Linked DNA regions of Homo sapiens: region 1 is linked to region 2. The links are chromatin contacts, found by Hi-C or POLR2A ChIA-PET in ENCODE. All regions are on one chromosome and are shown on one strand. The core of a region is the stretch at or near the end of the contact, and the rest is flanking DNA. Distances in the headings are between cores, read along the strand shown.

What was found. Hi-C counts contacts between places; a loop is a spot of excess contacts on that map. ChIA-PET counts read pairs that join two places held with the same protein, here RNA polymerase II (POLR2A). Pooled maps may share reads with other maps.
Region 1: a loop to region 2 is called in a pooled map, with 6 times the contacts of the local background. The contact joins the promoter of LINC02210-CRHR1 here to the enhancer-like site in region 2. A Hi-C loop is called at or near these places in 5 of 50 pooled maps. POLR2A ChIA-PET finds 5 or more read pairs at or near these places in 3 of 52 experiments (A549, GM12878 and WTC11).

Annotation. Positions count from the first base shown.
Region 1 is chr17:45,618,738-45,621,707 of GRCh38, forward strand. LINC02210-CRHR1 (LINC02210-CRHR1 readthrough) reads left to right here and starts at 1,609. Exons shown (of 15, transcript NM_001256299.3): 1 at 1,609-1,635. LINC02210 (long intergenic non-protein coding RNA 2210) reads left to right here and starts at 1,592. Exons shown (of 6, transcript NR_138260.1): 1 at 1,592-1,635. RefSeq lists an enhancer at 1-725.
Region 2 is chr17:45,583,903-45,586,892 of GRCh38, forward strand. It overlaps the pseudogene DND1P1. Among named protein-coding and RNA genes, the nearest start is that of LINC02210, 35 kb to the right of the region's middle. RefSeq lists an enhancer at 449-1,393. Within about 2 kb of position 1,274, at least 39 of the 41 ENCODE cell types and tissues checked have a DNase peak (open chromatin) inside an H3K27ac peak, as active enhancers do; they include GM12878, where a contact is called at or near this core.

The DNA of each region.
Region 1 (2,970 bases), core at 359-2,858, 35 kb after region 2:
TGGCCAGGATGGTCTTGATCTCCTGACCTTGTGATCCGCCCACCTTGGCCTCCCAAAATGCTGGGATTACAGGCGTGAGCCACCGTGCCCGGCCTTGGCTTTCATTCTTATTGTCCCATGGTTACCAGAGCCTAAAGAGGTAAAGAGGTAAGACCTATGAGGCTCTCACAGTTTTTTTTTTTTTTTTTTTTTTTTGAAACAGGGTCTCGCTCTGTCGCCCAGGCTGGAGTGCAGTGGCGCGATCTTGGCTCACTGCAGCCTCCGCCTCCCGGTTCAAGCAATTCTCCCACCTCAGCCTTTCCAGTAGCTGGGATTACAGAGGCGCGCCACCACGCTTGGCTAATTTTTTTTTTGCATTTCTATTAGAGATCGGGTTTCACCATGCTGCGCAGGCTGGTCTCGAACTCCTGACCTCAGGTGATCCACCCACCTTGGCCTCCCAAAGTGCTGGGATTACAGGTGTGAGCCACCGTGCCCGGCCTCTCTCATAGTTTTATTATTCTATTTTCCACAGACCCTTCCTCCCTTAATTTTCATGCCTCTTTAATATTGTTTCTTTTACCTCACTGACATTCTTTTTCGTCCTCCTACCTTTTACTGTGGGTGTCTTATTACCCTTCTTTGGGAGTTTATCCTTTAGCATGTCATAGATCACTATCTTTAGGCAGAGGACCCTGCATCTTCTCTAGTCCTGATTGTCTACCCTTTCTCAAGTTCCATAACTTCAGTTGCCTCTGGGACACCTTCACTGGGTTTTACAAAACCCTGTTACCGGGAACTGAACATATTAAAAGCTAAGATTCCTCCCCAAATCTGCATGTTGCGCCAATTTTCCTGCCCAATTATCTTGTCTGTCCCCTGGTTTTGCGACCTTATTTAAACATTTAAATCCTTTTCTTTAAATTGGAATCTTGATGAGTGGTGCAAAAATCAATGGATACAAATGATATGCCGAGATATGTAAGTCTTCCGCCCACTGGTTCCCTAGGCACTCAGTTCCTCTCCCAGGAGGTAACCACTGTTGCCAGCTCTTAGAGTGATTTTTGATTCCTTCTTCTACCGGCTCTATCTCAAGTCCTTCCCTGTCTGTGAGATGTGTGCCCTTTCCTTTCCAGGCCCTAGTGAACTGATATCTGGTTGAGTTTATATATAAACATTTATATGTGTATATTTTATATACATATATAACATCTCTCCCTATGGCCTTCCGGCCTGGAGTTTTCATCACGTCGCTTCCTGGATGAAAGAATCTCGAGGGGTGAGGGGCAGGGGTTGGGGGTGATGGAGAAGAGAACCTAAAGGGGACTTAGGTAGGGGGTTCAGAGTTGCCAACTGGCGTGACGCTCTGTCAGGATTCCTATTCCTATTCCTCCCACCTCAGGCCCCCTTCTAGTCCTCTCAGCCAAAAGCCTCTCGTTTCCAAGGGCTGAGACAGAGACAGAGACAACGAGATGCACAGAGACAGAGACGCCAAGGCACCTGCATCCCTCTTCCCCTTCTGTCCCGCCCCATCGCTCTGACGGACACCATTGCTCAGCCAATGGCGCTCACGATGTGCCCCTGAAGGGCCAATGAGCGCCAGAGGAGGGCGGAAGATTCCCCGCCCCCACTTCTAGGCTTGGTTGAACCGTGCAGGTAGGTCCGGGGCTGGGGGAGCTGCCTTTGGCACTGGTGCCCCTGGGGGTGGGGGCACGAGTGGGCCAGGGTGATGGTGAGGTAGAGGAGGTGTCCCTGACCCGACGAGCTCGAGGGAGCGGCCTGGCTGGGAGGCGGGGGGCCGCGGGGCCCGGGGAGCGGGCGCCGCCGAGGGCCCTGGAAGCGGCGGGGCTGGGGGAGAGGGGACGCGTGTGTGGGGCACGGGGACGCCCGCCCAGCGCCCACTCGTAGGCCTGGGACGCGGGCTGCCGGCCGAGTGGCCTGAGGGCCTGGCTGCCCGGGGGGCGGGCCGGGGCCGCGGCCGGGGGCGCGGAGCGGAGCTCGGGGCGCCAGGCCGAGCCGAGGTGGGACGGACCGACGCGGAGAGGAAGGGAAGCCGCATCCCGCGGGGCGCCCCTCCTGAAGCGAGCCGGGCAGCGGCCGCGGGCGCCCCTGCCCTGAGCCCACCCCGCGCTCTGCCCTCCCTAACAATGGGAATGGGGCAGAAGGAGGCGCCCCACTGCGGGGAGGTGAGGGGTGGGTTTGGGACTGGGGTCCGCGGTGGGGGGAGGTGCGATCTCGGGCTCTCGCCTCTCCGCTCCCTCTGGCTCTGGAGTTGGGGGCCCCTGTGGGGCTCTGAAGTCCGCCTGAGACTTGGGTCAAGAGTCAAACTGTCGCCCCCCGCTCCTCCCCCAAAATCCGGTGAGCGGTAAGGAAAGTGATGCCAAGTCTTCGAAGCCTCAGTGACAAACGCATAGCAAGAACACATCCACTCCAGAGGTGTTTATTTTTTATTTTTATTTAAAAAGGGGTACTTTTCGACATTTATTTTTAAGAAGTGGGTGCTGTTATTTTTGTCCCTACGCGGGCAAGCCTCCATTTTAAGCGAAGCAGTAACTGGTTAAGCTGGAATTGTATACAGGCCCAGGACTTGAACGAGGATCCTACCAGAGGTCATTTAGTCCATCCTCCTGCCTCCAGGCAAATTTACCTTCCTCCCACCCTCAAAATTAAGTTGCTCGGTCTGCTTTTAACGATCTCTGGGGAAGAAGGGTCCTTTATTTGTTTCTAGTACTTCAGTCAAGAATAGGTTTTACTTTTCATGTGGAATTGACTCTGAAACTTAAGCATAATCTTGGGACAGTCGGGATGATTAGAGAAGTTTTACTTTACTAAATATAATTAAATGTGGCAAGGGTCTTTTTTAGACGGTTAATTAACAAATCACGTTTAGTGTTTATGAAGTACCCTGGAAAATTACTTTATTCTCTCTGGGATTTTGGCTAATTGTTTGATAAGCAATTTTACATTATCTAAAATACGTGTTACATATTT
Region 2 (2,990 bases), core at 24-2,523:
GTTTGGCTTTCTGCTTTGCTTTTTAATCAGCCATTTACCAGAAACTGTTGCACGGGCCCGTTAGCACTCGAAGAATAAAAACAAACACACAAGACCAGATAAGGTTCCCCTACTAACCCAAATGATCCGTTTCCTTAACATAATTTTAAAACCACAGCTAGGGGTGTGAAAACAGATTGTGGCACACAATCTGTCCAAATCCTTAATTCCCTTTTAAGGAACAGATATATAATAAAAATCCGAAAGGAACCACATTAGAAATGAAAAGAGGTTTGCAAAACAAGAGGCTTCTTTCATTCCAGAAAACTACCAAAACAAGGGGAAAAAATGAAAGCAATGGATATGTGTTTGCCCAAGTTTCAATCTTGCCCGGTGGAGACACTACACTGGTACAAATTCTGAGGAGGAAAAAGAGGAGGTTGGCGGGAGGCGGGAAGAGAGAGCGAGTGTGGCCCGCCAACTGCAACAATGCAATCTCCATTTTGAACAATGCGCCTCTTTCCTCCTATAAATCTGGTTTTTTGCCACTTGATGTGCCCTCGCATTTCCCCTCTGGGGGTCGGCGGGGTTGGGGGGAGATCGGAGCAGGATGCACAGCACACGAGTGAGCAAAGGGGGAGGGCAGAGAAGGTGGGGAAGGAGTCTGCAGCAACTGGGCTGAGTGGGTACCTGGAGTGCTGCTGTAGGTACTATGGCTCCTGACGCTGCTTTCCGTGCAGTAACTGGCGTCCTCCTACACCACTTTGTTGACAGCCCTCCAGACCGCAGCCGTCCGGGCCAGGTGGCTGCCCCCGCCTCCCCCCGGCCGGGGCGCTGGTGCTGGGGTGGGGCCGGCGGCGGCGGCTTTCTCCGGCTACTGCTGCCCATCCTGGGCGAGCTCAGGCGCGTCTTGGGCGCCACCTCAGCCTGGCGGCGACCCACCTGCCCGGGCTGCTACCGCGTTGCCGCGAGCGGAACCCCGGATGGGTCCGGACGTGGGCAGCGGCAGCGGCGGCGGGGCCGGGGCGCAGCGCTCCGCAGAGGGAGCCGCGGGCTGCTTGGTCGGCCTGCCCCGCCGGCCCCTCATGTTGGAGCCGAGGCGGAGGGAGAAGGGAAAGCGGCCGGGAAGGGGCGGGCGCAATGGGCGCAGTGGGGGCGGCTGGGGCCGGGTGGGGAGGCCAGAGGGGCAGGGCAGGAGGGGCCCGGCCTGCGGAAGCGGTTGGAGGGAGAAGGCTCAATCCGAATGGCTGGGGCCCCACTGCGGATCGCCTTCAGCCTCCATCTCGTTTCTTCCGTTAACGGAGCGCGGTCACGTGAGCTGAGCAGCCTACGAGCCTGGGACGGGGCGAGGTGGCGCAGCGGCTGCTTGGGGGAGCGCGGGAGCATTGAGTCGGGGGCAGAGAGCCTGGGGCGCCGGGGCTGGGCGCAGCGAGGCGCGGCTGGACTCCGGGCTTGGTGGCGCGGTTGAGAGAGACGCGCAGCTGGCGAAATGCCCCGCGTCTAAGGCCTTCGGAGACCATAGTCTCCGCGGACCCCTGGCTGGAGCCCAAAGCCGGTCGGACCTCCTCCCTGCGTCTCCCCTTCCGCGGCTCGGAGAGGAAGGCAGGAGAGCCCCCAAATATTCCCCTCCCGCCCTCTAGGGAAACTGAAGCTGAAAGAACCAGCGAAAGAAAAAAAAGTCTCGGAGTGGGGCGGCCCGAGCGACCTAAGGGACGGGGCAGTGGCAGCGACCGAGGGAAATTAGTCGGGGTGGGGGAACAGGGAGACAAGCCCCCAGAATTTAGGAAACTCCTAAATTCTACTAAAAATACAAAAATTACCTGGGCATGGTGGCGGGTGCCTGTAATCCCAGCTACTTGGGAGGCTGAGGCAGGAGAATCGCTTGAACCCGGGAGGCGGAGGTTGCGGTGAGCCAAGATCCTGCCATTGCACTCCAGCCTGGAGAACAAGAGTGAAACTACGTCTCAAAAAAAAAGAGAATAGAGAGCCATGCAGTCCACGCGGGATTGTGAGCTGTGGTGTGAGAGGGTGAAGCCAGAGAACAAGGCGGCGCTGGAGGCGTGGGTCAGGCAGACAGGCATCGCCTGGTGCAGGTGAACGGGCAGAGGAAGTATGGCGGGCCACCCCCAGGCTGGGTGGGCAGCCCGCCGCCGGCTGGGTCAGAGGTGTTCATCGGGCGGCTGCCTCAGGAAGTGTATGAGCACCAGCTATCCTGCTGTTCCAGCGCGTGGGCCGCCTCTACGAGTTCCGCCTGATGATGACCTTCAGCGGCCTGAACCGCGGCTTCGCATATGCCCGCTGCAGCTCGCGGCGCGGCGCGCAGGCCGCCATCGCCCGCTGCACAACCACCCGCTGCGGCCGTCCTGCCCGCTGCTTCTGTGCCGCAGCACCGGGAAGTGTGAGCTGAGCGTTGACTGCCTGCCGCCGAATCTGACCCGCACCGCGCTGCAGCCCGCGCTGCAGCCGCTGGGTCCCGGCCTGCAGGAGGCGCGGCTGCTGCCCAGCCCCGGACCGGCGCCCGGGCAGATCGCTCTGCTCAAATTCAGCTCGCACTGGACCGCTGCCATGGCCAAAAAGGCCCTGGAGGAAGGGCAGCCACACCTCTGTGGAGAGCAGGTGGCTGTGGAGTGGCTCAAGCCAGAACTGAAGCAGCGACTTCGCCAGCAGCTTGTGGGTCCCTCCTTGTGGTCCCCACAGCCAGACGGCAGCCAGTTGGCCTTGGCAAGGGACAAGTTAGGGTCCCAAGGGGCTCGGGCTACCCTGCAGTTGCTGTGCCAACGAATGAAGCTGGGCAGCTCTGTGTTCCTCACCAAGTGTTTGGGCATAGGACCTGCTGGCTGGCACCGCTTCTGGTACCAGGTGGTGATTCCTGGGCATCCGGTGCCCTTCAGCGGCCTCATCTGGGTTGTGCTGATCCTAGATGGCCGGGATGGGCATGAGGTGGCCAAGGATGCTGTGTCTGTACGGCTGCTGCAGGCACTCATTGAGTCTGGGGCCAACCTCCTGTGGTC